Linked DNA regions of Homo sapiens: region 2 is linked to region 1. Evidence: read pairs that join two places in POLR2A ChIA-PET (ENCODE). Cell type or tissue: K562. All regions are shown on one strand. Links, peaks and the distances in the headings refer to the core of each region. The heading gives the core; the rest is flanking DNA.

Region 1 (10,447 bases), core at 4,925-7,424:
AAAATTTCAATCTGAGAGGGTTCCGGAGGGCAGAACGAGGCCAAAAGAACGAACTTAAAAGAGAATGGGGTTTGAAGGAGATACAGAAGAATGCCTTGAAGTAATCGGTCTCCTTCAAAATGAGTCAGGCTGGTGTGGGAGGCCGAGAGCTTCCTTCCCATTCATGTCCAGGCAGAAGGAGGACTGTTGAAGACGGCATCTTGATATTCAAGAACTTCAGCCCTCTCCTGAATCCAGTCATTGCCAGGCCTCTAAGGCCCATGCACCTGTCTGTGTTTCTTTGCAGCAGGAGGTCCCTGTTCTCAGAATAGCCGAGAATCAGAGAATCACGGCTGGGAGCGGAGGCTGATGTCTGTAATCCCAGCTCTTTGGGAGGCCAAGGCGGGAGGATCGCTTGAGCCCAGGAGTTTGAGATTAGCCTGGGCAACATAGCAAGACCTCGTCTCTTAAAAAAACAAAAAACAAACAAAAACTGGCTGGGCCTAGTGGCTCACACCTATAATCCTAGCACTTTGGGAAGCCAAGGCTGGCAGATCACCTGAGGTCAGGAGTTTGAGACCAGCCTGACCAACATGGAGAAACCCCGTCTCTACTAAAAATACAAAATTAGCCGGGCGTGGTGGCCCATGCCTGTAATACCAGCTACTCGGGAAGCTGAGGAAGGAGAATCGCTTGAACGCGGGAGGCGGAGGTTGCAGTGAGCCAAGATCGCACCACTGAACTCCAGCCTGGGCGACAGAGTGAGACTCCGTCTCAAAATAAATAAATAAAAATAAAAAATAAAAAAAAATTAGTCAGGTATGCTGGTGTGCACCTGTAGTTTCAGCTACTCAGGAGGCTGAGGCAGGAGGATTGTTTGGACTTGGGACATCGCAGCAGTGAGCTATGATCACACCACCGCACTCCAGCCTGGACAACAGAGCAAGACTGCATATCTAAGAAAAATAATAATAATTTTAAAATAATGTCATTTCAAGCAGCACAGCATAAACAAAGGCGCATAAGCTTTGGAATCGGACGCCCATGGTTCAAATCCCAATTCCCCAGCAGGTTTGCTCTGCCACCTGGGCTACCTCTTTGGGCATCTCAGTGCCTCTGTTTTCTGATCTGTAAAATAGGACAATAATCTCTCGCGCACCAGGTGGTCATGAAATTTTGATAAAACAGCCGAGATGGGCTGTGCAAATGGCGAAGGCAGCACAAATAAATAATCATCTCCAGCGTTATTACTATTATTAGCTTAGCTCCCTTTCCCCCTACTGATTTTTTTTTATTTCTTTACTTTTCTTTTCTTTTTTTTTTTTTGAGACAGAGTCTCGCTCTGTCACCCAGGCTGGGGTGCAGTGGCGCCATCTCAGCTCACTGCAACCTCCACCTCCTGGGTTCAAGTGATTCTCCTGCTTCAGCCTCCCAAGTAGCTGGATTACAGGCATCTGCCACCACGCCCAGCTCATCTTTGTATTTTTAGTAGAGACGAGGTTTCACCGTGTTGGCCAGGCTGGTCTCGAACTCTCAACCTCAGGTGATCTGCCCACCTCCCAAAGTGCTAGGATTACAGGTGTGAGCCATTGGGCCCAGCTCCACCTATAATTTTTTTTTTTTTTTTTTTTTTTTTTTTTTTTGCAGACAAAGTCTCACTCTGTCACCTAAGCTGGAGTGCAGTGGCGCGAGTTCGGCTCACTGCAACCTCCACCTCCCGGGTTCAAGCAATTCTCCCACCTCAGCCTCCCGAGTAGCTGGGATTACAGGCACACACCACCACACCCAGCTAATTTTTGTATTTTTGGTAGAGACGGGGTTTCACCATGTTGGCCAGGCTGGTCTCGAACTCCCAACCTCAAGTGATCCGCCTACCTCGGTCTCCCAAAGTGCTGGGATTACAGGCGCAAGCCACCACACCCGGCCTCCACCGATAATTTTAAAAGCTCTCATCTCACCCAAGCCTTCTTGAGACAAAAACCAAGGCCGAGCGCACCTGCAAATGCAAGCTGGAGGCCCTTTCTGGAAGGCGCGAGGCCAGCGGGAGCGGGAGGAGGGTGTGTTTCTGGTGGATTTCTTACAGCTGCAAGGCTTCTCGCCCACCCGCTGCAGCAGCTTTGTGTTTGCAGGACAGTGGCCTCGCTGTGCCAGCCTGGCCCCCACGAGCTACGCCTTTGCCAACAGGACACTTCCTCCACGAGGCTTCTGTCTTCCTCGTCTCTGGAAGAACTGAGTCGGCTCCTCGGTGCAGGTCCAGCTGCGGCCACACATAACCACCTCTGTCTGCCGCAAAACAGCTCACAATTCTGTTTCTTCCAGCCCAGCCATCCCCTCCCCTGGGGACTGCAGAAGTGGTCTTTGTACTGCCCTTAAGGGTGTCAGACAGAGCCCTGCATGGCCTCTGCCCTTCTAGCACTTTTTTTTTTTTTTTTGGAGACAGAGTCTCAGTGTATCACCCAGGCTGGAGTGCAGTGGTGCAACCTCAGCTCACTGCAACCTCCACTTCCTGGTTTCGAGCAATTCTCTTGCCTCAGCCTCCCAAGTAGCTGGGATTACAGGTACGCACCACCATGCCTGGCTCATTTTTGTATTTTCGTTAGAGACAGGGTTTCACCATGTTGGCCAGGCTGGTCTCGAACTCCTAACCTCAAGTGATTCGCCTGCCTCGGCCTCCCAAAGTGCTGGGATTACAGGTGTGAGCCACGCGCCCGGCCTCCTTCTAGCATTTTCCTTCACTCTCACCCTTCTGCAGCCTACTACGGAGCTAGAGCTGAAGGCAGCCCGGAGATTGCTGCCTCAATTTCTCCATTCATTCATTCTGATGCTATGCGCCAACTGTATACCAGTCCCTTATAGCCTCACAACCCAATACAAGGTGGCAGCTGGGTTCATGGCACTTCTGACCAGGCCAGGGAGGGAAGGGGAGCTGTGATTCTTGGCTGTGAAGGGTGAGGAGGGATGAGCCGGGGAAGGAAGTGGGGTGTAGGGGCCCCACATTCCAAGCAGAGAGGGCAGCATGTGCAAAGGCTCTGGGCTCAGTGGAAGCAGGTTGAGGGACTGGGGAAGGCTGCGTGGGGAAACTGAGGACTTGGGGGAGGAGCTTACCCAGGGCATCCTAGCCAAGGAGGGTCAGATGCAGGGTGAGCTGCCCCATAGCTCCCTCTACTCTCTTCCCCTCACAGCTGAGTGGCTGCCAGTTTTGTTTGCTTGCTTGTAACTTTTTCTTTGTTTGTTTTGGGTTTTCTGGGGGGTTTTATTTATTTATTTATTTGAAACAGAGTCTCGCTGCAACGCCCAGGCTGGAATGCAATGACGTGACCTCGGCTCGCTGCAACCTCCACTTCCCAGGTTCCAGCAATTCTCCTGCCTCAGCCTCCCAAATAGCTGAGTTTACAGGCGCCCACCACCACGCCCAGCTAATTTTTGTATTTTTAGCAGAGATGGGGTTTCACCATATTGGTCAGGCTGGTCTCGAACTACTGACCTCAAGTGATCCACCCGCCTCAGCTTCCCAAAGTGCTGGGATTACAGGCGTGAGCCACCATGCCCAGCTGCTTGTAACTTTTTAATTTTTTTTTTTTTTCCAGACGGGGTCTTGCTCTGTCACCCAGGCTGGAGTGCAGTGGTGCGATCATAGCTCACTACAGCCTCCACATCCCAGGCTGAGGCGATCCTCCCACTGCAGCCCCCTGAATACCTGGGACCACAGGCATATGCCACCACACCCAGCTATGTTTTATTTTCTGTAGAGACAGGGTCTCACTGTGTTGCCCAGGTTGGTCTCAAACTCCTGGGTTCAAATGATCCTCCCACCTCAGCCTCCCAAAATGCTGGGATTACAGGCATGAGCCACTGCGCCTGGCCTATTTGATATACTTCCAAACTTGGAAAAAAATTACAAGAATGATATAAAGAATATCTGCATACCTTTAGTAGGATTATACAATTGTTAACATTTTGCTCCTTTTATATCAAAGTCAGCCCTCAGGGCTGGGTGCGGTGACTCACATCTGTAATCCCAGCACTTTGGGAGGCCAAGGCAGGTGGATCACCTGAGGTCGGGAGTTCAAGACCAGCCTAGGCCAACATGGTGAAACCCCGTCTCTACTAAAAATACAAAAATCAACTGGGTGTGGTGGCGGGCACCTGTAATCCCAGCTACTGGGGAGGCTGAAGCAGGAGAATTGCTTAAACCCAGGAGGCAGAAGTTGCAATGAGCCCAGATTGTGCCGCCACACTCTAGCCTGAGCAACACAGCAAGACTCTGTCTCCAAAAAAAAAAATTTACCCTCAATTGTACCGATAATGTCCCATGTCCCTATTTAGCTAATGCCCCTGCCCCAAACCCTGGGTCCAAGACCCAATCTGGGACCACTCATTGCATCAGGTTGAGTATACTGGGTTGTGTGTTTACTGGGGTATGTGTCTCACCAGGCACTGGGACTTAAACTTATCTCTTTTAGGGGAACACGATCCAACCCACCTCAGCAGGACGAAGCCACGCTGTGCATCTTGCATGTGGGGGGGACCCCCACTTTTTTTTTTTTTTTTTTTTGAGACGGAGACTTGCTCTGTCGCCCAGGCTGGAGTGCAGTAGCATGATCTCAGCTCACTGCAACCTCCGCCTCCTGGGTTCAAGCGACTCTCCTGCCTCAGCCTCCCAAGTAGCTGTAGCTGGGACCACAGGCATGTGCCACCATGCCAGGCTAATTTTAGTATTTTTAGTAGAGACGGGGTTTCACCATGTTGGCCAGGCTGGTCTTGATCGCTTGACCTTATGATCCACCTGCCTCGGCCTCGCAAAGTGCTGGGATTACAGGTGTGAGCCACCATGCCCGGCTAGGATTTCCACTTTTTACCTGGATTGCCCATCATGGACTTTGAGAGCCGGCTCTGCAGAGGGCTAAGTGGATATATTATACCCCAGGGCCACGGAGGGGATCTCCAAGTCTGGAGAGTCTGCGGTTCTCCTGGAGCTTGCGGAAGTAACAGGATCTCACCTGACCTTGGAAACTGCAGCTCCATGAACAGGCGGGGAGAGCTTGCTCCACCCATGTTCCAGAGCAGTGGGTCTTCCTTCAGGGAGCCTGGAGCCCTGCCAGGTCGGCTTCTCCAGTTCTGCATGATCTTAAACCTTTCCTGAACATCCACTGCAACTGGCAGCTCAGCCTCAGGACCTCATCCCATCCCCGAGGCACTGCCTCTCCCTGGCCCTCCCTCCCTACCCTCCATCCTCCAACCACTCCCTCCTCCCCCACTGCTCTCTCTGCGCCAGGCACCCTGAGTCTGCTTTCTGATCTGCCCTTGAACTTGGCAAGCTTATTCCAGTCCCGGAGCCTGGGCCTCTGCAGTGCCTTCCATCTGGAGTGCTCTTGCCTGGTCTCTGCAGGACGCCAACATCATGCTTAAAAGTCTACACTTAAAAGTCGCTTCCAGCCAGGCACAGTGGCTCACTCCTGTAATCCCAGCACTCTGGGAGGCCAAGGCGGGAGGATCACTTGAGCCCAGGAGTTCAAGACCAGCCTGCAAGACCCCATCTGCAGAAAAATATAAAAATTAGCTGGGTGGCCGGGCGCGGTGGCTCACGTCTGTAATCCCAGCACTTTGGGAGGCCGAGGCGGGCAGGTCACGAGGTCAGGAGATCGAGACCATCCTGGCTAACACGGTGAAACCCCGTCTCTACTAAAAATACAAAAAATTAGCTGGGCGTGGTGGCAGGCGCCTGTAGTCCCAGCTACTCGGGAGGCTGAGGCAGGAGAATGGCGTGAACCCGGGAGGCGGAGCTTGCAGTGACCTGAGATCGCGCCACTGCACTCCAGCCTGGGTGACAGAGTGAGACTCCGTCTCAAAAAAAAAAAAAAAAAAAAATTAGCTGGACATAGTAGTGTGTGCTGGTAGTCCCAGCTACTTGAGAGGCTGAGGTAGGAGGATTGCTTGAGCCCAAGAATTTGAGACCAGCCTGGGCAACATGGCGAGACCCTGTGTCTGCAAAAAAAAAAAAAAAAAAAAACTGTAAAAACCTGAAAAATTAACCAGGTGTGGCAGCTCACTCCTGTAATCCCATCACTTTAGGAAGCTGAGGCAGGAGAATTGCTTGAAATGTGAAGTTCAAGACCAGCCTAGGCACCACAGTAAGACCCTGTCTCTACAAAAAATTTTATAATTAGCCGGGTGTGGTGGTGCACACCTAGGGTCCCAGCTACTCAGAAGACTGAGACAGGAGGATCCCTTGAGCCCAGGAATTTGAGGCTGCAGTGAGCTATGATTTCACTACTGTGCTCTAGGCTGGGCAACAGAGCAAGACCCTGTCTCAAAAAAAAAAAAAAAAAAAAAAAGCTGCCTCCTCAATGAGGCCTTCCCTGACCACCCCACAGATTTTTTTCTCTCTCTCTCCTCTCCTTTATTTCATTCATTTTCTTTGCCGTAAGCATCACTATCTGCCTTGTTCACTTATTTGCTTATTGTCTTCCTTTATATACATGGTCTCAAGCCAGGAATTGCTTTGCACAATCCTGGGAACCACCAAGTCCAAAATCCACAGGGCAGGCTGGAAACTGTCAGGTAAGAGCTAATGCTGCAGTTTTTGTTTTTGTTTTTGAGACGGAGTCTCACTCTGTCGCCAGGCTGGAGTGCAATGGCACGATCTCAGCTCACTGCAACCTCCGCTTCCTGGGTTCAAGCCATTCTCTTGCCTCAGCCTCCTGAGTAGCTGGGGTTACAGGCATGCACCACCACACCCAGCTAATTTTTGTATTTTTAGTAGAGATGGGGTTTCACCACGTTGGCCAGGCTGGTCTCGAACTCCTGACCTCAGGTGATCTGCCCGCCTCGGCCTCCCAAAGTGCTGGGATTACAGGTGTGAGCCACCGCGCCTGGCCCCCATTTTAGTCATGAGGAAAACAGAGGCTCAGGGAGGAGAAGGCACCACCCAGACTCGTAGCGCTGGATGGAGTGGCAGGGCTGGGAGTTGTGCTCAGACTCTCTGAGACTCTCTTAGGCATTCCCACCCTTTCTCCTGCTTTCCTCACTTTCCCAGTATGTGCAGCTGAGATGCTTTCTTTTTTTCTTTCTTTTCTTTTCTTTTTTTTTTTTTTTTTTGATAGACTCTTGCTCTGTTGCTCAGGCGGGAGTGCAGTGGTGCCAATCACAGCTCACTGCAGCCTCAAACTCCCGGACTCAAACGATCCTCCTGCCTCAGCCTCCTTAGTAGCTGGGATTACAAGTGCATGCCACCATGCCTGGCTAATATGTTGTATTTTTTGTAGAGATGGGGTCTCACTATGTTGCCCAGGCTAGTCTCGAACTCCTAGTCTCAAGAGATCCTCCCACCTCAGCCTGCTGAGTAGCTGGGATCACAGGCATGAGCCATCATGCTGGGCTAATTTTTAAATTTTTAGTAGTGATGGGGTCTTGCTGTGTGGGCCAGGCTTGTCTTCAACTCTTGGGCTTAAGTGATCCTCCCTCCTCAGCCTCCCAAAGTGCTGTGATTACCGGCATGAGCCCCTGCGCCCAGTCTGAGATGCTTTCTACAGCTTCACATTTCAGCTGCAGCCCAGCAGTGGTCCACCTAGTTCACAGCCAATGTAGAATCTGTGTGGACCATCCAATGTTGTGAGGTTGAATCACATCCCTTTTTTTTTTTTTTTCTCGAGACAGAGTCTCACTCTGTCACTCAGGCTGGAGTGCAGTGGCACGGTCTCAGCTCACTGCAACCTCCACCTCCCGGGTTCAAGCGATTCTCTTGCCTCAGCCTCCCGAGTAGCTGAGATTACAGGCACGTGCCACCACACCCAGCTAATTTTGTGTTTTTAGTAGAGACGGGGTTTCACCATGTTGGCCAGGCTGGTCTTGAACTCTTGGCCTCAGATGATCCACCTGCCTCGGCCTCCCAAAGTGCCGGGATTACAGGCATGAGCCCCTGCGCCCGGCCTGAGATGCTTTCTACAGCTTCATATTTCAGCTGCAGCCCAGCAATGGTCCACTCAGTTCACAGCCTACGTAGAGTCTGTGTGGACCGTCCAAGGTTATGAGGCTAAATCACATCTTGAGAATCGAAGGCAGTGCCGGCTGCAAAGCAATGGGGCTTTCCTCTGGCGGGAGGAGATGGTGGCTGGACAGGGACCCTGGCTGGGCAAGTGGTTGTTTGTTTGTTTGTTTTGAGACGGAGTCTCGCTCTGTTGCCCAGGCTGGAGTGCAGTGTCACGATCTCGGCTCACTGCAACCTCCACCTCCCAGGTTCAAGCGATTCTCCTGCCTCAGCCTCACCAATAGCTGGGATTACAGGCGCCCGCCACCATGCCCGGCTAATTTTTGTGTTTTTATTAGAGACAGGGTTTTGCCATGCTGACCAGGCTGGTCTCGAACTCCTGACCTCAGATGATCCACCCGCCTCAGCCTCCCAAAGCGCTGGGATTACTGAGGCATGAGCCACCACGCCCAGCCAGAAATCTAGACTTTTTGCATCTCTTCTTCGACAGCAAATGGAAAATGTTTTTAAATGCTGCATGGGTGGGACATAACTAGGCTTGGTGCATCAGCCATCAGCCTGCAATTTTGCAGCGCTGGTTTGGGTTAACCTTCTGAATGAGCAGGTCAGTTCATTCTTCAGTCCTTTCTTTGAAGTTTGCTATATATATATATATATATAGCAAAATCTATATCTATATCTATATCTATATCTATCTATATCGCCTCGCTCTGTCATCCAGGCTGGAGTGCAGTGGCTCGATCATGGCTCACTGCAGCCTTGACCTCCTGGGCTCAGCTGATCCTCCCACCTTGGCTTCCCAAATAGCTGGGACTACAGGGACACGCCACCATGCCTGGCTTTTTATTTTTTATAGAGATGGAGTCTCGCTGTGTTGCCCAGGCTGATCTCAAACTCCTGGGCTCAAGGGATCCTCCCACCTCAGCCTCCCAAAGTGCTGGGATTACAAGCGTGTGCCACCTCATGCCCAGCCAAAGCTTGCTTTTTAAAAAATTGAGGTGAGGCCAAGTACAGTGGCTCACGCATGTAATCTCAGCACTTTGGGAGGCCGAGGCAGGTGGATCTCCTGAGCTCAGGAGTTCGAGACCAGCCTGGCCAACGTGGTGAAACCCCATCTCTACTAAAAACACAAAAATCAGCTGAGCATGGTGGTGGGCGCCTATAATCACAGCTACTCTGGAGGCTGAGGCACAAGAATCGCCTAAACCCGGGAGATGGAGGTTGCAGTGAGCCAAGATTGTGCCACTGCACTCCAGCCTGGGCAAAAGAGTGAAACTCCGTCTCAAAAATTAAATAAGTAAAATAAAATTTAAAAAATATAAAAAATTGAGGTGGAATTCTCATAACATGAATTCATCATTTTAAAGTTCATGATTCAGTGGCAGAGTCCATTCATAATGTTCTGCAACCCCACATCTATCTAATTTGAAGACATTTTCATCACCGTGAGAGGAAATCCTATCTACTAAGTCAGCCCCATTTTCATCCCTCTCCCCCAACCCCAGTGACCACACATCTACTTCCTGTGAGAATTTACGTGTTCTAAACATCTCTTTTTTTTTTCTTTTCTTTTCTGTTTTGAGCAGGGTGTCACTCTTTCACCTAGGCTGGAGTGCAGTGGTGCAATCATAGCTCACTGCAGCCTCGACCTCCCAAGTTAGAGCAATCCTCCTGCCTCAGCCTCCTGAGTACTTGGAACTAGACGTGTACCACCACACCCAGCTAATTGTTTTGTATTTTTAGTAGAGACGGGCTTTCGCCATGTTGCCCCGACTGGTCTTGAACTCCTGGGCTCAATGAACCCGCCCGCATCAGCCTTTCAAAGTGCTGGGATTACAGGCATAAGCCACCACACTCAGCCAACATTTCATGTAATTGGAATCACACACTGTGTGGCCTTTTGTGTCTGGCATCTCTCACTGAGCATGATGTCCTCAAGGTGCATCCATGCTGTGGTCTGTGTCAGAGCCCTGTTCCTTTTCAGGGCTAAATAGTATTCCATTGAATGGATATACCACATTTGTTGATCCAGTCAGCTGTTAATGGACTGGTGTTGTTTGTTTGTTTGTTTGTTTTTGAGACAGAGTCTCACTCTGTCCCCAGGCTGGAGTGTAGTGGCGTGACTTCAGCTCACTGCAACTTCCACCTCCCAGGTTCAAGTGATCCTCTTGCCTCAGCCTCCCAAGTAGCTAGGATTATAGGCATGCGCCACCATGTCCAGCTAATTTTTGTATTTTTAGTACAGACAGGGTTTCATCGTGTTGGCCAGGATGGTCTCAATCTCTTGGCCTCATGATGTGCCCTCCTCGGCCTCCCAAAGTGCCAGGATGACAGGCGTGAGCCACCGCGCCTGGCCGTCAATGGACTCTTGAATTGTTTCCACTTTTTGGTTTTTATGAATTATGTTCATTCAAGTATGAGTTTTCGTGTGAACAGATGTTTTCATTTCCTTTGGGAATCCGCTCCATTTTGATCTTTGCC
Region 2 (10,447 bases), core at 4,326-6,825, 170 kb before region 1:
CCCTCTCAGAGTTCACCTGGACAGGGGCAGGGCTGGGAACTCAGGACACACCTGTTGAGCACCTGGCCACAGTGTGTTTTACTCAACCATTCACTCATTCCTCAAACTCTTCCCTAAGGGGGCCTGGTCCTATGGGGTCCCAGGGGCCCATCCCTGCCCATCGGGAGCGCTCAGACTGAGGGGGAAGGTGTAAGGTGGACAAATCCACTCTGACATCCCACACCCCAATCATCACATTTGGGCCAGAGGGAAGGATGTATGATATGCGTACGGAGGAAGAGGCTGGGGCTGTGAAGGATGAATAGGAGTTTGCCAGGGAGTCCAGTACCAGCACTCAAGGCCTGGAAAGGAGGCTGATGGCCAATCACCTGGGCCTTAAGTAGCCAGAGAGACAGACATGTCTCCTTTCACAGCCTAAGAGGAAAGACCAGAAACATACTAACCGATGGTTAAAGAGAATAAAGATGATTTTTAGATGCCTTGAATAAAAAATAATAAAACAGGCTGGGCGTGGTGGCTCACTCCTGTAATCCCAGCACTTTGGGAGGCTGAGGGAGGTGGATCACCTGAGGTCAGCAGTTTGAGCCCAGCCTGGCCAACATGGTGAACCCCCACCTCTACTAAAAATACAAAAATTAGCCGGGCGTGGTGGTTGGACGCCTGTAATTCTAGCTACTTGGGAGGCTGAGGCACGAGAATTGCTGGAACCCAGGAGGCGGAGGTTGCAGTGAGCTGAGATTGTGTCACTACACTCCAGCCTGGGTGACAGAGTGACACTCTGTCTCAAAAGAAAAAAAAAAAATATATATATATATATATATAAAATAATAAAATAGGCAGGAGTGATAGGGGATCAGAGAAGACTGGTTAGCTAGGTGGTCAGGGAGGACTTCCTGAGGAGGTGGCATTTGAGCCTAGACCTCAGTGGCAGGGGCCAGCCAGGCAGGAATCCCGTGAAACATGTCCCAGATTCAGGGGACAGATGGGGTAAAGGTTTGGAGGTGAACTAAGATGAGGTGGGCTGTGAGGTTAGGCTTAATCCCTCAGGCACTGTGGAGCTCTGGAGGGTTTAGACAAAGCTTCTGGTTTCCATGGAGACGAACCCGCACAAGCTGGGACAAGCCTGGACCACCTGGACTCCCTCGCCCCTCTCCCACTCTGGGTTCGGGGGCCCTGGTTCCCTGGGGCTGTCTCTTTTTTTTTTTTGAGACGGAGTTTCCCTCTGTCGCCCAGGCTGGAGTGCAGTGGCACAATCTTGGCTCACTGCAAGCTCCGCCTCCCAGGTTCACGCCATTCTCCTGCCTCAGCCTCCTGAGTAGCTGGGACTACAGGCGCCGGCCACCACGCCCTGCTAATTTTTTGTATTTTTAGTAGAGACGGGGTTTCACCATGTTAGCCAGGATAGTCTCGATCTCCTGACCTTGTGGTCTGCCTGCCTCAGCCTCCCAAAGTGCTGGGATTACAGGCATGAGCCACTGTGCCCGGGCAGGGCTGTCTCTTAAAGTCAGGAAATACAAATTCCTTGGGGCCATTTAAAAATTTTTTTTGAGACAGGGTCTTGCTCTGTCGCCCAGGCTGGAGTGCAGAGGCACGATCACAATTCACTGCAGCCTCGACCTCCTGGGCTCAGGTGATCCTTCTGCCTCAGCCTCTCGAGGAGCTGGGACCACAGGTGCATGCCACCATGCCCGGCTAATTTTTGTATTTTTTTGTAGAGATGAGGGTCTCACTATGTTGCTCAGGTTGGTCTTGAACTCCTGGGCTCAAGCAATCCTCTTGCCTCGGTCTCCCAAAGTGCTGAGATTATAGGCAGAATCCACCGTGCCCGGCCCTGGGGCCATTTAATGACACAAAGTATAACATCAAAGCAGGTTAAAAAAAAAAAAGATGCAGTTTTGAAAAATAAGCTCAGAAGAAAAAGAGTAAATAATCAGAAAGCCACTGTAGCCTGGTGGTTAAGAGCAAGAGTGAGGCTGGGTGCGGTGGCTCACGCCTGTAATTCCAACACTTTAGGAGGCTGAGGTGGGAGGATCGCTTGGGCCCAGGAATTTGAGACCAGCTTGGTCAACATAGCAAAACCCCATCTCTACAAAAAAACAAAAAAATATGCTGTGTGTGGTGGTGCATGCCTGTGGTCCCAGCTACCTGGGAGGCTGAAGCAGGAGGATCCCTTGGGCCTGGGAGTTCAAGGCTGCAGTGAGCTGTGATTGAGCCACTGCACTCCAGCCTGGGCAACAGAGTGAAACCCCGTCTCAAAAACCAAACAACCAATCAACCAACCAACCAACCAAAAAAGAGCCAGAGAACAGGGCAGGCTGCCAAGTTCACCACTGTGCTGCGTGACCTCAGGCAAGTTACTGAACCTCTCTAGGCCCCTTTTAATCTCACCTCTAAAGTAGGAATAATAACTGTGCCACTTCCTAAGGTCACTCTGAGGATGAAATGAATGGGTCCACATCAAGCGCCTGCTTGCAGCCAGGTTCAAGACAGCCTGACCAACATGGTGAAACCCCGTCTCTACTAAAAATACAAAAAGTAGCTGGCTGTGGTTGTGGGTGCCTATAATCCCAGCTACTCGGGAGGCTGAGTCAGGAGAATAACTTGAACCCAGGAGGTGGAGGTTGCAGTGAGCCGAGACTACGCCATTGCACTCCAGCCTGGGCAACAAGAGCAAAAAACCCCATCTCAAAAAAAAAAAAAAAAACTACACAAGGAGAAAGTCATTATTTGGCCACCACCTCCCCAAGGCTCCTTCTGCTTTTTGCTTTTCAGGCATTGAATCTGTACCCTTTTCCCAAACCACATCCCTGCAAGACAGGGCAGCAGTGCCATTTCACAGATGGGGAGACTGAGGCTGGGAGAGGCCCCGCCATAGCTAGCACGGGTGGGCAGACTTGGGATTTGAGTCCAGTCCTGAGCGCTGCCCTGGCTCCTTCAGAACTGCAGAGCCCTGCCCTCTGCTCTGTTTCTCTCCCCTCCACCCGCCTTCCCACTCCTGGAGATCAGGAATGCTGGCCTCGCTAGAGACGCTGGAGCTTATAAGAAAAGGCACTGGAGCGCACCAATGGGGGGTGCCTGGGCAGAGGGAATCACACACCCGCTGTGCCAAGCCTAGAAAACCCGCCCCGGGGAGGAGGAGGAGTCACTTCTACAAACTCCCTCCCCACTCCCTCCACCTGTCCCCTGCCTGGGGAGCAGGGCATGGTGCGTGCTGGCAGGAGGGAAGGGAGGGTGGAGGCGTGGCCAGGTGACCTTGCACCTGAGTCTGGTGTTCTCATTCATGCCATGGACATGAAAATAACAGAATCTGCCTGGTGTGGAGGCTCACGCCTGTAATCCCAGCACTTTGGGAGGCCAAGGCGGGCGGATCACTTGAAGTCAGGAGTTCAAGATCAGCCTGGCCAACATGGTGAGACCCCCGTCTCTATTAAAAATACAAAAATTAGCTGGGCATGGTGGTAGACACCTGTGATCCCAGCTACTTGGGAGGCTGAGGCAGGAGAATCGCTTGAAACTAGGAGGCAGAGGTTGCAGTGAGCCAAGTTGGCACCATTGCACTCCAGCCTCAGCAACAGAGTTTTTTTTGTTTTTTTTTTTTCTAAGTGGGAAAGCCCAGGTGGGAGGATCATTTGAGCCCAGGAGTTCAAGAAGAGTCTGGGCAACACAGCAAGACCCTCCTGTCTCTATAAAAATAGAAGTTAAAAAATTAGCTGGGCATGATGGTATGCACCTATAGTCCCAGTTACTCAGGAGGCTGGGGCAGGAGGATTGCTTGAAGCCAGGAGTTCGAGGCTGCAGTGAGCCATAATGGCTCACACTTGTAATCCCAGCACTTTGGGAGGCCAAGGCTGGAGAATCACTTGAGCCTAGGAGTTTGAGACCAGCCTTGGCAACACAGAGAGACTCCATCTCTACAAACAATAAAAAAAATTAGCCGGGCATCGTGATGTGTGCCTGTGGTCCCAGTTACTTGGGAGGCAGAGGTGGGAGGATCACTTGAGCCTGGGAGTTCGAGGCTGCATTGAACCGTGATCACACCACTGCACTCCAGCCTGAGTGACAGAGACCCTGTCTAAAAAAAAAAAAGTGTGGGAGGGGGGACTTCATGGCTCTGTGCCTCAGTTTCCTCATCTGTAACATGGGGATAATTGAATGCACCTTTGATGAATGTATTAAATGAGATAGTACATGTAAGGCTGGGCGCGGTGGCTCATGCCTGTAATCCCAGCACTTTGGAAGGCCAAGGGGGTGGATCACAAGATCAGGAGTTCGAGACCAGCCTGGCCAACATAGTGAAACCCCGTCTCTACTAAAAATTCAAAAAAATTAGCTGGGCATGGTGGCACATGCCTGTAGTCCCAGATACTTGGGATGCTGAGGCAGGAGAATCACTTGAACCTGGAAGGCGGAGGTTGCAGTGAGCCAAGATCACGCCATTGCACTCCAGCCTGGGCAACAAGAGCGAAACTCTGTCTCAAAAAAAAAAAAAAAAAAAGAGATAGTACATGTAAAGCACCTGGCACAAAGGAAGTGTTTCATTCATTCACTCATTAATTCATTCAGCAAATCCTTCTTGAATCCCTGCTGCAACTCAGGCGCTGTTCTAGGCAGGGAACTGAGGGCTCAGTTTTGGACAAAGACAAAAATCTCTGCCCTCTGTGGGTGGATCAGTTGAGGTCAGGAGTTTGAGACCAGCCTGGCCAACATGGTGAAATCCCGTCTCTACTAAAAATAGAAAAATTAGCCTGGCGTGGTGGTGGGCACCTGTAGGTGCCCAGCTACTCAGGAGCCCAGCTACTCAGGAGGCCAGTAGGCAGCCAGCTACTCAGGAGGCTGAGGCAGGAGAATCACTTGAACTTGGGAGGCAGAGACTGCAGTGAGCAGAGATTGTGCCACTGCACTCCAGCCTGGGCAACAGAATGAGACTCCGCCTCAAAAAAAACAAAACAAGGCTGGGCACAGTGACTCACCCCTGTAATCCCAGCACTTTGGGAGGCCGAGGTGGGTGGATCACTTGAGGCCAGAAGTTAAAGGCCAGTCTGGCCAATGTGGTGAAACCCTATCTCTATTAAAAATATAAAGATTAGCCAGGTGTGGTGGTGCACCCCTGTAATCCCAGCTACCTGGGAGGCTGAGGCAGGAGAATCGCTTGAACCCGGGAGGTGGAGGTTGCAGTGAGCTGAGATCGTGCCACTGCACTCCAGCCTGGGCGACAGAGCCAGACTCTGTCTCAAAAAATGAAACAAAACAAAAAAACAAACAAAAAAACCTGAGGCCCTGAGAGAGGTAGTAACTTGTCACAGGCTCCAAACACAGGCCTGTCAGAGCTGGACTCCCCACCCTGAGCTGGGGACCCCCAAGTGCTCAGATGAACCTGTGTGGCCTCATGCCCATCTTCCCCGCTCCCCTCGACCAGGTGGCTGACATGGAGGAGCTGACCATCTGGGAACAGCACACGGCCACACTGTCCAAGGTGAGGCCTCCCTCTCCCTGTCTGGGTGCCAGAGAGTATGGCGGCTTAGGCCCAGCTCAATAGAGGGGAGACCCTTTACCCTGGGGGAAACAGCAGCTCTTCCTTCCCCTCATCCTCTCTCAGGACCCCCGCCGGGGCTTTGGCATTGCGATCTCTGGAGGCCGAGACCGGCCCGGTGGATCCATGGTTGTATCTGACGTGGTACCTGGAGGGCCGGCGGAGGGCAGGCTACAGTGAGTATCCAGGCAGCTGGGTTCTGGCGGGGGAGGGCACGTGGAGAGGAGAAACCAGGCCAGGCACAGTGACTCACACCCGTCATCCCAGCACTTTGCGAGGCTGAAGTGGGCGGATCACCTGAGTTCAGGAGTTTGAGACCAGCCTGGCCAACATGGTGAAACCCCGTCTCTACTAAAATTACAAAAATTAGCGGGATGTGGTAGCGTGTTCCTGTAATCCCAGCTACTCGGGAGGCTGAGGCAGGAGACTTGCTTGAACCCGGGAGGCAGAGGTTGCGGTGAGCCAAGATTGCGCCACTGCACTCCAGCCTGGGTGACAGAGTGAGACTCTGTCTCAAAAAGAAAGTAAGTGAGGTGAGGAGAAACCTTTGTGAGCCTGGCACTTTCCAGCTCTGTCAACACAGGGCTCGGACTTGGCAGTAGGACAGTGTCAGAGACTTGGGCCTCACTTCCCTAAGGTACTTCCTGGTCCTTCACAGGAATTCTTGGGGTCATAGTGGCCCCAGAGCCCTTTTGGAACATAAAGTCCTGGAAACCATCGAGTGTTTGAGGGTTTGATGCTTCTTGGAATTATGTTGTTAAAATGGTTCTGGGCCCCAAGTGGCTGACAGGTGATATGGCTCAGCCCAGCCCAGAATTAGGGACCACCAGGTTCAGAGAGAAAGAGCTAGAAAGAAAATATGAAATACAGACAGGAAGAGAGGGAAAGAAAAGCAGAAAGTGGGGATTTGTGGTGTGGGGAGCGAGGAGTGAGAAGATGCCAGGTGTAGCTGTAGCTTCAAGGCCGGGTGCAGTGGCTCACACCTGCAATCCCAGCACTTTGGGAGGCCGAGGTGGGCGGATTACCTGAGGTCAGGAGTTCAAAACCAGCCTGGCCAACATGGTGAAACCCCATCTCTACTAACAAATACAAAAATTAGACGGGTGTGGTGGCGGGCACCTGTAGTCCCAGCTACTAGGGAGGCTGAGGCAGAAGGATCGTTTGAAACGAGGAGGTGGAGGTTGCAGTGAGTTGAGATCATGCTACTGCAATCCAGCCTGGGCAACAGAGTGAGACTCTGTCTCAAAAAAAAAAAAAAAAATGTAGCTTCCACTCTATGATTATAGTAGGTTCTACAATTGGCTCCATTTTACAGGTGAGAAAACGGAGGCCCAGAAGGATAAATGTCTTTGTGAACCTAGGGACACCAATGAATTAGAACCAGGCCTTGTAGATCTGGAGGTTCCAGGGGCACCCCCTCCCCAGGGAGGGCTTGTTACGAGGGTCTCCCCTGCAAAGCCTCCTCCGTAAGACCCGCCCTCCTCTCTCAGGACAGGCGACCACATCGTCATGGTGAACGGGGTTTCCATGGAGAATGCCACCTCCGCGTTTGCCATTCAGATACTCAAGACCTGCACCAAGATGGCCAACATCGTGAGTAGGCAGCCCCTGGCATGGCCAGCATCTCTGACCCCAGCCTGGGTCGTGCCGCTGTGGGGGTTGTAAGCTTCTGAGAGCAAGGAGTCATCTTCTCATCTTACAGTTTGGACATTGAGGCCCAGAGAGAGACTGGTGTCCCCCAGGGCCACCCGGGGGCTGAGCAGAGCCTCCCCCAGCCCTTGCCTGTAGCTGACCCTTCCTGTCCCCTCCTCTAACAGACAGTGAAACGTCCCCGGAGGATCCACCTGCCCGCCACCAAAGCCAGCCCCTCCAGCCCAGGGCGCCAGGACTCGGATGAAGACGATGGGCCCCAGCGGGTGGAGGAGGTGGACCAGGGCCGGGGCTATGACGGCGACTCATCCAGTGGCTCCGGCCGCTCCTGGGACGAGCGCTCCCGCCGGCCGAGGCCTGGTCGCCGGGGCCGGGCCGGCAGCCATGGGCGTAGGAGCCCAGGTGGTGGCTCTGAGGCCAACGGGCTGGCCCTGGTGTCCGGCTTTAAGCGGCTGCCACGGCAGGACGTGCAGATGAAGCCTGTGAAGTCAGTGCTGGTGAAGAGGAGAGACAGCGAAGGTCAGAAGAGGCGGGAGGTCGGACACGATCAGTACTGGACACAGGGCACCGTGGTCGGATGGGCGACGGTTTCAAGTGATTCTCCTGCCTCAGCCTCCCTGGTGGCTGGGACTCCAGGCGCCCGCCACCATGCCTGGCTAATTTTTGTACTTTTGGTAGAGATGGGGCTTCACCATGTTGGCAAGGATGGTTTCGAATTCTTGACCTCAGGTGATTCACCCACCTCGGCCTCCCATAGTGCTTGCTGGGATTGTGGGCGTGAGCCACCGCGCCCAGCCTGGAAGCTACAACTACACCTGGCATCTTCTTGCTCCTCGCTCCCCCCACCACAAATCCCCACTTTCTGCTTTTCTGTCCCTTTCTGCCTGTCTGTATTTCATATATTCTCTCTAGCTCTTTCTCTCTGAACCTGGTGGTCCCTAATTCTGGGCTAGGTTGAGCCATATCACCTGTCAGCCACTTGGGGCCCAGAACCATTTTATCAACATGTCCCCGCGCTGATCCCCGGGACCTCTGTTTAGGCCACCTCACTTAGCAAGAGGGACTCAGCAGATGGGATGGAGTGAAGGACCCTGAGCTCAGAGGTGATCCTGGATGATCTGGGGGGCCCAGTGTCACCACAGGGTCCTTATAAGAGGAGGCCTGGCTGAGTGTGGTGGCTGATGCCTGTAATCCCAGCACTTTGGGAGGCCAAGGCAGGCAGATCACTTGAGGCCAGTAGTTCTAGACCAGCCTGACCACTATGATGAAACCCCATCTCTACTAGAAATACAAAAATTAGCCAGGCGTGGTGGTGTGCACCTGTAATCCCAGCTACCTGGGAGGCTGAGGCACGAGAATTGCTTAAACCCGGGAGGTAGAGGTTGCAGTGACCTGAGATTTTGCCACTGCACTCCAGCCCCGGCGATAGGAGTGAGACTCCTTCTCGAAAAAAATTAAAAAATAAAAAATAAAAATTGAAACAATGATGATGTTATGAGCAATAGAATGCCCTTAGCCTGTGCATGGCAACATCACGAGTGGCACGGTGACCTGGTGTCCCCGCCCCGTGGAGATGTCATTGACACAATCAGATCTCGGGTCCTACGGGCGACATCACTGTTCTCCTTATGATGCCATCAAGGTGTTAGGATGGGAGGGCCCGCACCTGGACTGCTTACAGCAGGAGAATGCTCCCAGGCACCCGTCTCCAGAGTCCTGCCTCAGTTTCCCTCCTCCCCCCTTACAGAGTTTGGCGTCAAGCTGGGCAGTCAGATCTTCATCAAGCACATTACAGATTCGGGCCTGGCTGCCCGGCACCGTGGGCTGCAGGAAGGAGATCTCATTCTACAGGTGAGGCCGGGCTTCTTGTCCTGAGAGCAGGGAGACAAGGCAGGGTTGGGGCGGGCAGTCCCACGGAGTCATACAGCAAGGACAGCAGAACTGGGCCCCAAAGCATTTACCTTCAGTGTTGTTGCTTGTATCTCAAAGGTTGCAGATGGCCAGGCATAAAACCCCCTTTTTCCCCAGCTACTACTAATCCACAGCCAAATGTCGGTTTCTAGTATCCCCATGGGGTTGTCTGTTTCTAATACCCTCTAGCTTTGATGTGCATCAGAGACTCATGTGGGCAGCTGACTCCTGGACCTACCCTAGGTGACTGGATGCTAATGACCCAGTCACCAGGTTTAGGGGAGCTGCCCTGCCCTAAAGGATGGTATCTTTCTGGATTCTTCCCCTGAAAGTCTGTTTCTAGTGACTCCTAGTGTTTGATTTCCAAATTGCTTTCAGCTGATTATTTCCAGTGTCTTCAAAAAGTTATCTGTTTCTTTTTTTTTTTTTCAGACAGAGTCTCGCTCTGTCACCCAGGCTGGAGTGCAGTGGCGCAATCTCGGCTCACTGCAACCTCCGCCTCCCAGGTTCAGGTGATTCTCCTGCCTTAGCCTCCCGAGTAGCTGGGATTACAGGTGCCCGCCACCACACCCAGCTAATGTTTGTATTTTTAGAAAAGACGGGTTTCTCCATGTTGGCCAGGCTGGTCTCGAACTCCTGACCTCAGGTGATCCCCCCCGCTCGGCCTCCCAACGTGCTGGGATTACAGGCGTGCACCACCACACCTTGCTAATTTTTTGTATTTTTAGTAGAGACGGGGTTTCTCCATCTTGGTCAGGCTGGTCTCGAACTCCCGACCTCAGGTGATCCATCCGCCTCGGCCTCCCAAAGTGCTGGGATTACAGGCATGAGCCACCACACCCGGCCGACATTAAGTTCTTTCTAGGAATTGTGTGTTTCTAATCTACCTCTAGATGACTGTTTTCTTTTCTCTTTTCTTTTCTCTTCTCTTTTTTCTTTTCTTTTCTTTCTTTTTGATATGGAGTGTCGCTCTGTCACCCAGGCTGGAGTGCAGTGGCGGGATCTTGGCTCACTGCAACCTCCACCTCCCGGGTTCAAGTGATTCTCCTGTCTCAGTCTCCTGAGTAGCTGGGACCACAGGCGCCCACCACCACGCCCTGCTAATTTTTGTATTTTTAGTAGAGACAGGGTTTCACCATGATGGCCAGGCTGGTCTTGAACTCCTGACCTCAACTGATCTGTCTGCCTCTGCCTCCCAAAGTGCTGGCATTACAGGCGTGAGCCACCGCGCCCCACTCTAGATATCTGTTTCTAGTTATCTCCCAGAAGATTGTGTGTTTCTAGTATCTTTTAAGTATCTGATACTCCCTCTTCTCCAGTTAGAGTTGTTTATAATGTCACCCTCACATCTGTTCC

What was found. Peaks named below come from ENCODE experiments on the same cell type or tissue, not always from the same donor. Only the 100,000 strongest peaks of a DNase experiment are listed, where the experiment ranks them.
Region 2: POLR2A ChIA-PET joins it to region 1 with 5 read pairs; 6 of 35 experiments call an interaction of 5 or more read pairs at or near these places.

The regions. Positions count from the first base shown.
Region 1 is chr19:3,888,658-3,899,104 of GRCh38, forward strand. The region is part of intron 2 of ATCAY (ATCAY kinesin light chain interacting caytaxin); the gene reads left to right. Among named protein-coding and RNA genes, the nearest start is that of ATCAY, 13 kb to the left of the region's middle. In K562, for the core only: no CTCF peak of the experiment used is centred there; no DNase peak of the experiment used is centred there; H3K27me3 peaks cover 565 bases.
Region 2 is chr19:3,723,008-3,733,454 of GRCh38, forward strand. TJP3 (tight junction protein 3) reads left to right here. Exons shown (of 21, transcript NM_001267560.2): 2 at 5,417-5,473; 3 at 5,597-5,706; 4 at 7,021-7,123; 5 at 7,348-7,699; 6 at 8,928-9,031. The coding sequence starts at 5,426. Among named protein-coding and RNA genes, the nearest start is that of TJP3, 20 kb to the left of the region's middle. In K562, for the core only: no CTCF peak of the experiment used is centred there; a DNase peak (open chromatin) is centred at 5,709.